2 separate regions of the Homo sapiens genome follow, and region 2 is linked to region 1. A link is a contact called in ENCODE Hi-C or POLR2A ChIA-PET data. All regions are on one chromosome and are shown on one strand. Each heading gives the region's core, a stretch centred on a gene start or an enhancer-like site at or near the end of the contact. The rest is flanking DNA. Distances are from core to core; before and after follow the strand shown.

Region 1 (5,396 bases), core at 1,789-4,288:
AAGAGAGCGCCAGTAGGAAATAGAGAAACAAATATGATAGGCTTGAAAGGCCTGTGGGTTTGAGACCTTCTTAGGAAGAAATTTGGGTACCAGACTTGGGAACATATATTTATTTCACTAGGCACTGAAAAGCCATTCAGTGTTTCTTTTTAAATTTTCTGTTTATTAGCTGCCAACAACAGAATCTACTCTGCCTAGTCCAAGTTGAAAGAGAAGTTAACAAACTTCTTATTAAACTAGCTTATAGAATCTTCAGGTGAGCTAAACAGTCAGGCTCTGAAGATAGGTAAAAAGAGCTGCTGTAGTGAAAACACACCTCACTAACACTCCTGAGGCTCAGGAAACCCCACGCTGCAGTTGACAGAAGAATGGATCCCTATACACAGTACCCCCTCGTAGTACTCACTGTTGGTTCTACCTCTCCTGCAGGAGCCCGAGGTAACTGTGATTCATAGAACTGAAATGACATACCTGAGCATTAGCTCCAAGGGAGTCTGGGAATATGAGCTTTATACTTTAGGCAAGCATGACCCAGAATATTGGAGGATGTTCAAAGATCTTCTGCAGATCTGCACAAATGACAAGTGTCCACCACAAGAATTATGCCACTGTAGCTGTGCTTTAGGAAAAGTAATTTGCCATGATTTGTGTAGAAAGGATTGGGGTAGGCCAGGTACTGTGATTCACGCCTATAATCCCAGCACTTTGGGAGGCCAAAGCAGGAGGATCACTTGAGTCCCAGAATTAAAGACTGGCTTGGGCAACATGGCAAAAGTCTGTCTCTGCAAGAAACACAAAAATTAATCTGGTGTGGTGGTGTGTGCCTGTAGTGCCAGCTACTCTGGAGTCTGAGGTGGGAGGATCGATTGAGCCCAGGGAAGTCAAGGCTGCAGTGAGCTGTGATAACACCACTGCACTCCAACCTAAGTGACAAAGTGAGACTCTATCTCAAAAAAGAAATAATTAAATAAATAAATAAATAAATAAAATAAAGGACTATAGTAGAAAAAGCCTGGATGTGAATAGACAAGTTACAAGCCTATTGGAATTGTCAAGGGAAACAGTAATAAGGTCTCACCTTGTGTAGTAGACACACAAGGAAAGAGAAGATTCTGGAATTACTGAAGAGACAAAACTGGAAACATTTAGCAATGATGCCATCAGTAGAAATAGGGAAGTCAGGAGGAGGTGCCATTCTGAAGTGGAGGACTGAGTCCAGCCTGGGACACGATCAATTTGGAAAGCAGGATGCACAGCTGGACAAACCCAGCACACGTTAGGATGGTAGAGCTGGAGCTTGGAGAGAAGCATCCAGAGACATAGGCACTAGAGTCACCCACAAAGAAATGGAAGTTGAAAGGACAGGACTGGGAGGGTGTAGTTCAAAGTTTGTGTTTTCATTTCCCTTGAAAATTGGTTTATTTGCATGTTGTCTGCTATCATGATTTAAGGATAGTTTAGCCCACAGCCTTCTTACCCTGCACCTGCAGCAAAAATAAACCAACGGAAATTTCATTCTTATCCAAGTAACACATTATTTGCTGTCTTGAGGAACCGGTCACCTGTCTTCAAATGATTCCCCTATTCTGTTTTTTTTTTTGTTGTCGTTGTTGTTGTTGTTTTTCTTTTTTGTTTTGTTTTGTTTTGTTTTGAGACAGGATCTTACTCTGTTACCCAGGCTGGAGTGCAATGGCATAATCATAGCTCACTGCAGCCTCAATCTCCCAGGTTCAAGCAGTCCTCCTGCCTCAGCCTCCCAAGTAGCTGGGACTACAGACATGTGCCACCATGTCCAGCTGTTTTTTATTTTTTTGTAGAGACGGTGTCTTACTATGTTGCCCAGGCTGGTCTCAAACTCCTGGGCTCAAGTGATCCTCCCACCTCGGCCTCCCAAACTGCTGAGATGCAGGCATGAGCTACTGCACCTGGCTTGATTCCCTATTCTTTATGTAACTCTGCCTTAGGGTTGTGAAGACTTAGTTGTTTGTGTCTGGGTGCAGGGGAGTATCATAAATAAGGAAAGCCAAGCCTTGTTTTTATTGCAGCCATTTTTCACCTGGTCTCAGAAAACACTGACACAGTCTACAGTCAAGAGTCTACATCACAAAAGAAAAAAAAGCTTTGGAGTCTCAAATCTGAGCAAGTCTCTATTGGGGGAGAGGGAGGGGCTTGTTTCCAACTATTCAAGTGCCATGAGCGCTTGCAGCGCGGGGCCTCACTGTCCCACATTGCCATTTTCTAGTTTTCTAACAATGAGGCCTTCTCTGAGGCCCCAGAGAAAGAGACCCTCTGGACAGTGAATGGGAGGCTTGTTACCCACAAAGAGTAAACTAAGGAGTTGGGACCAGCATTTTCTTTTAAATCAAGGAACACTTTTGTTTTGAGGGACAAAACTGTCTCAGAGCAGCCTGAGCTGCTCCACGGGGATGGAACCTGAGCCTCCCCTCCCCGCTGATCAGGACAGCAGGGCTGCCCACCGGACTGACCAGGGCCAGGGTCACCAGCAGCATGGGAAGGATCCCAAAGCCAACCCCACCCTGGCAAATGGGGGCCAGTCAACTGCTCCAGGTCATCAACTTGGGCACAAAGTCATGAGGGCCCTCCTTCCTTCTGATAACTCACCTCCTGACATGGAATCCCCTTAGAAGATGCTAGAGAGACCAACCTACACACACAAATGGATGGCCTGCTACAGAAACAACTCTCCCAACATGCTGTGCCATTCTTGCTTTCTGAAAAGGAAGAGGATCTGCAGCTGCCCAGCAGGGAGGAAGCTACTGGCACCTGGTCGTTGAGACCAGAGGAGTGCTACTTCTATACACCAAGCAATCTAGTCCTCTCCACATGAAGTAGTAAATAGTTGAGTCAGTTTCAGAACTCTGTCTTCCCAGAGAGCATCAGGGCATTATTACGTAATATCTTGGAGCACCACAAATGTACATTATCCTGAACAGTAACTAATATTGTTCCTGAGGCAGAAAGAGTCCTTCACCCAGCTCGAAAAATGATAGAACAGCTCAGGCAGGGCAGGGCAAGGGTTTAGGGCCTCCTTCAGGAGACAGATGACTCTGACCGGGGATCAGGGTCAGGGCTGGCATCTCTGCTCTGGCTAAAATTCAAATTTTACATGTATCTCTATGAGGTGGGCATTTTGCTGTCAAAGGTTTTATGGATGGTTCTAGATGTGGAAACAGATTATTAAAAGGAAAAGCAAAGCCTTGCTTGGCAGAGCTTACACTTCTCAAGCATTGACCTGAGCCTTAAATTTTGCAACTGTAATTTTAGAGGATGCAGGACACACATCCTGTTTTGGAGGCTGTTTTGGAGGAGCAGGAAGACAAAAAAAGAGATGCTGTGGACTCAGTTCTCAAAGGCAAGTGGTGGCAGAACACCAGGAAGAAATCAGTTAGCGGGGTAAGTATCCACATGGATCACTTTCCTTCCAAATGGAGGCATATTCTTAGGCAGATTTTTGACGGGCCTCTCGGGACCTCCAGTAGTGGCTGCATTAACATGTTGGCCCTGACAGGGCACTTGGGGTTGGGACTCACAGTGCTTCTGTCCAGCAGAGCTGTGATAGACAAAGAAGGTGATGTTTGCTGCAGAAACCTTCAAAGTCTCCTCAGCAGCAGCAGCAGCCGTAAATCTAGGGTCAGTTTTTCTGCCCCTCAGGCACTAAACAAGCCACAGTGAGTGAGTGTCTCATGGTCCCGCAAATAAGGAAATGTATCCCAGATACAGTTGGTGGCACCCTCAGAGGAAAGTCAAGATTACAAAGGGACTGGATATGTCAGAAGAAGAGAGGAGTGAGACAGAAAAGCAAAAGAGAAGTCTTGGGGGGCTCTGAGGCAAGCTGCGGGGTAGAAAACCTGTGTTGCTTCTTGTTTCACACTGGCCAGAATCCTGTAAAGTTGTTGTTTACCCAGCAGCCACTAAGCAAATGTCCCTTCTTGGGCGGTCTAGTCCAGTCCCTAGGTGGAGGTGGAGAGAATAAGACAAAGGACAGGGTGACATGAGCCCACTGACCTTTCACCTCGTCACGTATTTGTGGGTGGTCTGATTTTCCCTGAGCTGCAGAAAAACCTCAGTGGCCCAAGCACGTGTCAGAGCTTCCTCCCACCATCAGGAGTTTTGCCTTCTTGCCAGGTCTGGCTGCACGAATCACCTTCACACCTATCCTTCTTCCTCTGACAGGCTGCTGATAACAGCATCATCATCTCTGTAGAGGTTTACAGACCATACAGCACACATCTGTTAACCCTTCCCACAGGCCAGGGACTAGTTATCATTGTTCTTATGTTCTCACTACAGAACCTGAGGTCCAGAGAGGTTGAGAGTCTTGTCCAACATCATACCATTTAAAGAAAAAATCATTGGCATCTAGCATTTATTGAGCACTTGCTACTTTCCAGATAAGTGCTTTATTTGGATTTATTATTCTCATAACAACCCAGTGTTGTTGGCGTATTATTGTCTGCAGGGTACAGGTGAGGAAGCTGAGAGCGTGCACACATCTTGACCATAGGTTCGCATGTGTGGGACACCAGTAGTGTGTGAAGTGGGCAGCCTGACCTCACAGCCTTCCCTCTTCTGTGTCTCTGCCACAGCTAGAAACTGGCAAAGGCAGAATTTGAATGGAGGTCCCAGCCCACCTTTCCCACGAGGCTGGCGCTTCTCAAACCTGAATGTGTACATTGCCATGAATCACCCGGGGATGTTGTTCAAATGTGGGTTCTGACCCCACAGGTCTGAGACATGGCCCAGGGTTCTGCGTTTTTTAATGAGCTCCCTCCCAGGTGACACTGATACTATGGGACCGCAGACTCCGCTGTGAGTAATGATGTTCTATACTATTGTCACAGGGTAAACCCCCAAACTGGGGCTCAGCCTCGGAGGCCACGTGGGTGTTTGGCTTCACATAGGAAAGAATTCAAGAGTGAGCCAACAGAGTAAAGTGAAAGCAAGTTTCTTAAAAAGTAAAGGAATAAAAGGGTGGCTACCCCATAGGCAGAGTAGCATTTGGGGGCTGCTCGACTGACTATACTTATGGTTATTTCTTGATTAGATGCTGAACAGGGGGTGGATTATTCATGTTTTCTGGGAAAGAGGTGGGGAGGTCCTGGAAATGAGGATTCTTCCCCCTTTTGGATCATGTAGGGTAACTTCAGGAAGTTGCCATGGCATTTGTAAACTGTCCTGGTGCTGGTGGGAGGTTCCTTTAGTATGCTAATGTATTATAAGTAGTGTATAATGAGTAATGAGGATGACTAGAGGTTGCTTTCCTTGCCCTCTTGGTTTTGGTGGGTTTTGGCTGGCTTCTATACTGCATCCTGTTTTATCAGCGGGGTCTTGTCACCTGTGTCTGATTCCTATCTCACTATAGCTACTTTTTTTCT
Region 2 (5,396 bases), core at 873-3,372, 48 kb before region 1:
CAGGATATCTGGGCAGGATTGACAAAGGAGTGTGGCCGCACAACCACACAGATTTCTGTCAATTGTCTACGTAATAACTGTTGCTTCCAAGCAGCTCTCTGGCCAAGCCTTCCCCTGGGGACCCGGGCACTAAGGACACGAGGAAGCCCAGTGGAAAGGCCAGGCCAAGGGAGCGCTGAGGTCTGGGCCTGGCTGAGCATCTCCATGAGGGGCCCTCCGACAGCAGGTGGGAGGGCGAGATCAGGGCAAAGGGGGCCTGTGAGGAAGAGGGGATCATTACAGAGAGAACCAAGAGGAGTACAGGGTCAGCTCAGCCCACTTAGCACCTTTGCACCTGCCGGCCCTGATGACCGGCCATGATCGTTCCATTTTGGGGCTTTTGAAGAGGTGGGGAGGTCCTGGGCCCAGCCAGGACGAGACTGGGGAGTGTTCTGCGGCTGAGTTTGGCTGTGTAATTAAAGCCCTGGTGTCTAGTGCCGAGAAGAAAAGAGAAAACAGCATTGGAACCCAACTGGCAGATGTGCTTGTTGTGCTGAGAGAAATTCACAGAACCTTGTGGTGCCATCTGGCTGAGAGCTGACTGTTTGCATGATGCAGTTCTCACTTAAGGAGGTGAAGCATCAAACTCCCTGGCCCCACCCACCTGCCTCTGCATCTGGGCAGCTGAAGGTAAGGGCACTCAGCAGCCCCGATGTAATGCCACATCCCAGTGTGCTCAGGAGGAAGCCACCAATCTTTGTTCTCTGCCTAAGGAAAGAAAAACAGCTAAAACAAAGCATTCTAGGACTGACCTTTGGTACAATGTTGGAAATATGAAAGAAATATAAATGTAACATTTTAAATTTCTGAAACGAGGAATAATTATCAATTTCATATACACAAAGTAAGCCCAGTAGGCAGGCCTACTAGAGCAGTGGTCTCCAAATTTTTTGGCATTAGGGACGGGTTTCATGGAAGACAATTTTTCCACAGATGGGGTCCGGGGGATGATTTTGGAATGAAACTGTTTTGCCTCATCCTCAGGCATTAGATTCTCATAAGAAGCACCCAACCTAGAGCCCTCACTTGCGCAATTCACAATAGAGTTCACGCTTCTATGAGACTCTTATGCTACCGGCTGATCCGACAGGAGGCAGAGCTCACGTGGTAACGCTCACTTGCCCACCGCTCACCCCCGGTTGTGTGGCCCGGTTCCTAACAGGCCACAGACTGGGACTGGGACCTGCCCGAGGCTGTGGGGTTGGGGATCCCTGTGCTAGAGGCTCTCAGAAGCATTCTCCATCTCCAGATAATATTCTGTCCCTCCACATGTGAAGGAGACACAGAGCTTTCCTGATGGAGCCTGGCAGGTCTGTCTGTCTTTATACACACCCATTGTATAGAGAAGTATTCTGGATCCAGGGTATATCATGATCATTGTCAATTTTCAGAACATCTCCTGGGCTGGTGAACTGTGGTTAGATAATAAAGAGTTGCTGGTGAAATGCCTCAGGGTGTGGTTAGAAAAAAGAAAGAAAAACAAGTGGTAATATAGGGTGCGGGGGGAGGTATGGGGAGGCTGGGTAACTGTGATTTTTAACTCAAGAAGGAAAAAGGGAGAGGAGAAAAAATGAAGACTCTATAGCTCATCTAGAGTGAGCCAAATTGGATCCCAAACACTAACACTTAATGCACTAAAAACTGTATAATTCAAACATCTCTCAACACAGAAGATGGGTACCACGTGTGTAACAAAACATAATTGAGCTGAGGTGAATCCCTGTCCTTAAAAGAGGTTTATAAGCTAATAGTGGTGATGAAGGTGAGGAAGACTCTTAGTTCCACTCAGAAAGTGAGAGGATCTGAATACTCCAGAAAAGGAAAAAGATAAGAGGAGAGATGAAATGAGATTGGCAAATTGTTGATGATTGTTGAAACTGAGCAATGAGTATTGAAAGGCAGGGATCATTACCTGACTCTTCTATCCAGGAGGCCGTTAGTGGACCAGGAAGTCAGGACAAGATCTGAGGTGAAGAGCTGGTGAGGAGTGAGACAGCTGCCAAGGTCCACCTTGTTCCCCTAAGGAGCTGAGCTCTTTCTCTTCCTTCCTTTTAGACAGGTTCATTAAAGCTGGCCCACTCCACATGACCTAGAAGGACTGGGTCAACCCTGAAAGGTTTGCTCCATAGCCCAGAATGACAACCTCTGACATCACAAATGCAGGATTGGAGAAGGCATAGTTGGCATGCAAGCCGTATTGATTTTTTTACAAATCAGAGCTTCATGCTTGCTGCTGAGAACATTTCACCGGGCCACGAAGCTGCTGCAGGAAGTTTTCAAGTCCTCTCCTCTACACCGTGACCTTAACTTAGAGAGCACTCTCAGCCCCTCCTCCCATCCCCCCGCACCTGCCCAGGTGGGCCCCACTGCTCTCCACACCCACACCCACCTGGTCGTTGCTCTCTACCGAGGAGGCTCTCCCTGCTTTGCTGTGCTTTTGTCAACTTTCCTGCAGCTTCCCTGTTCTGGGAGGCTGAGCTAGAGTGGAAACGACCAGCTTCCCCAAACAGGCAGCTCCGAGAAGGCGTCTGCTCCGCGTCTGCTCCCACTGAGCCAAGGTCCAGCCCAAACGCTCAAATTAGAGCTTGTTAGCCAATTGCTGAAAAACTGCAGGGGGACTCATTTGTAAGCAAACTAATGAGACATCCCAGGATAGAAAGCCTGGTTTTATTTTTAGCATTTCAGAGCTGACACCCCAAACACCTCTATAACCACCTGCCAGTCTGAAGAGGGAACAAGCAGAGCTCAGGATGTGGTGCCGTGCGAGGGCGGTAAGTGGAAGGAAGCAGCGCATGGGGAGGGTGCCTTGGAGACCAGAGGAGCACAGCAAGGGGAGGATGCTCAGCTCTCACACCTGCTCTGTCTTGGTCATAATGAAAAAACAGCTCTGACACAGGGAGTGTGTCAGAACACCACAGTACCCTCTGGGACTGTGTGGGAAAACAAAAAACAAAAACCAAAACAAGGGAGACTCCTTCCCTCTTAACCTCAAATGGTCCCTCTTAACTCCAGACCCTTGAGCGTCTTGCTCCGCCACTGCATGGGGCAGGTGCAATGTACTCTGTGATCTGTGATCTCCTTGCTATATTCCTGGCAGGGGCTCTGCTACTGTGGGCTTTCACAGCATGACTCCAGCCTTGCTGCACTCAGGCCTCACTGTCACCAAGTGGGCTGGGGCTGCCCACCAGGGGGGCATGCAGGGCCTTTCCCTCTCCCCATGCCCTGGTCTCAGGTACACTGCTGCTGCATGCCAGCTCTTTTCTGCTGCATCCTATGCAGCCACTGGGCCACTTGCTCCTCCCAGGCAAATGCTGAAGAGACACTCTGCTCTTCAGCAGATTGGTGCACACCTATATTTAGCCACATTGTGGAATATAGTGACAATGATACTTTGTACTCAGGAGACACCTTTTATCAGAGGAGTGTGATGCACTCTGCAAACATCATCAGCACGGCACCCTTGGGGAGGAAAGACTGTGCCAAGTCTTCCAATCCCCAGGCTTACAGCTAGAGAGATTGAAGCCAGGGAGGCGGGGTGTCACCAGAATCTCCTAATGAGTCAGGAGGCCTGAACGGAGTGATGAGGTGCTCCTGGAAGGTTTTCATCACACCTGCCTCTTTCTGAGCCTGCAGAGCCTATAGTTCCCCCTAGAGCTGGTCCTCTCTCCCTCCCTGGCACAAAAGTGTTCCTTTGCTCACACAGCTGTCCCTGTGCCTGGACACACTTGTAACTTGACTTTAAAAGCCATCTGCCAGCTCACTAGAAACACAGACATGCTGTCTGTGCTGGGGCTTACATTTGCATCACCGCGGTACCTCGATGCTCAGGACAGATATTTCTACTCAAATCTATACCTTGCCTGAATGGAGCTATGAGGGTGTGACCCAGAGGAAGTGCTGTGAAACTCTGCATAAAGAGATTAGTTCAGATGCCCTCTCTTTTATGACACAGGGTAACCAATCAGATACTCCACTTCCCAGAAGTGGCTGGACACAGACTGCCCTGTAGTAGAGAGACAAAGCAGTGGGATGAGTGGGTCCTACGTAGGGATCCTCAGGGATTCCTTGGGCACAAGCAGGATCTCTCTTCTCAGAAAGAGCCAACAATACCATATGTTAGAAGCTCAAAACCAACTGTATTCTTTTCATTCTGTTATCACTGATAATTACTAGCATGCCTTTGTAGCAGATGCAACGGATGTGGCAACATTTCTCATGCCTTAGCAAGGCCGAAATGGCAAAAAGCAATGCTAACCAAAGGGTCTTTGGATAGAGAGTGTTCTGTGTAGGGGTAGAACAGTGCTTTGGTTCTGGACACAGGCTTTATATTCCCCAGACCCCAATATAAACCCCACTACATACCCTGTGCCACAACTGATGATTGACATGACTTCATAGTGAGGCGCAGTCTATGTCCTCCCTCCTCAAACCCAAGCAGATATTTGCAAATTCCTGTACCACTAGCTTATGGTGGACATGATGGGGTGTGACTTCCAAGACTAGAGTATAAAAGGCAATACCACGTCCATCTTGGCACCTTGCATTGCTCCCATGGCGAAGCCAACCTCCACGCCCTACACTCAGCAGCTCTGTTGGATAAGCCTGTGTGGAGAGAACAGAGACCTCCAGCCTCCAGCCTGTCCCAGCTTCCCAGGCAGGTGTGTGGTTGGGCCATCTTAGGAGCAGGCTGTCTAGCCCCATCACGACGTCAAATGATGGCAGGCCTAGCCAACTCATGACTGCAATTGTGATAGGGACCTCCCAGGGAGAACTACCAGACCAAGTCCTTCCTGAATTCCTCATCAACAAAGACAGAAATCATTTTTGTTTTTTAAGCTACTATGTTTGGGGGTGATGGTGTTATATAACTAAAACGCCATGGGGCAATTCGAAGCAGAAGGGTGCAGTGAGACGATGCATGGGGGAGAATCCATCTGGCCACTGTGTAGAGAACGGACTGCAGAGGAGCAAGGATCGGGGCAGGATGACCAACTATGAAAAACAGCCATAGCGGTAGTAATTATGCCTACTTCATAGAAGCATTTAAAGTATTCCATGAGATACCAGAGGTACAGTGCCTAATAATGCCTGTCTCAGAGTAGTAGCAATGATGGGCATGTCTCATTTTATTGTGCTTTGCTGTATTGCACTCTGCAGATACTGTGTTTTGTACACATTGAAGGTTTGCAGCAACCCTGTGTCAAGCAAGTATATCAGGGCCATTTTTCCAACAATAGCACTCACTTCATGACTCTGTGTCACATTTTGGTAATTCTCGCAATATTTTACATTATTATTATATCTGTTTTGATGATCTGTGATCAGTGATCTTTAATGTTACTATTGTAATTGTTTTG

Evidence for each region. Hi-C counts contacts between places; a loop is a spot of excess contacts on that map. ChIA-PET counts read pairs that join two places held with the same protein, here RNA polymerase II (POLR2A). Pooled maps may share reads with other maps.
Region 2: a pooled map shows a loop between it and region 1 (3-fold over the local background). The contact joins the promoter of LINC00544 here to the promoter of LINC00297 in region 1. A Hi-C loop is called at or near these places in 1 of 168 maps with a recorded cell type or tissue (Caco-2), 1 of 37 single-sample maps with no recorded cell type and 4 of 50 pooled maps. POLR2A ChIA-PET finds 5 or more read pairs at or near these places in 10 of 52 experiments (AG04450, CD4-positive, alpha-beta T cell, MCF 10A and 7 more).

The regions. Positions count from the first base shown.
Region 1 is chr13:29,886,047-29,891,442 of GRCh38, reverse strand. LINC00297 (long intergenic non-protein coding RNA 297) reads left to right here and starts at 3,038. Exons shown (of 2, transcript NR_046510.1): 1 at 3,038-3,414.
Region 2 is chr13:29,933,257-29,938,652 of GRCh38, reverse strand. It overlaps LINC00544 (long intergenic non-protein coding RNA 544), which reads right to left and starts at 2,122. Exons shown (of 5, transcript NR_033889.1): 1 at 1,952-2,122; 2 at 1,372-1,451; 3 at 644-747. RefSeq lists enhancers at 2,689-2,808, 2,939-3,058, 3,779-3,838.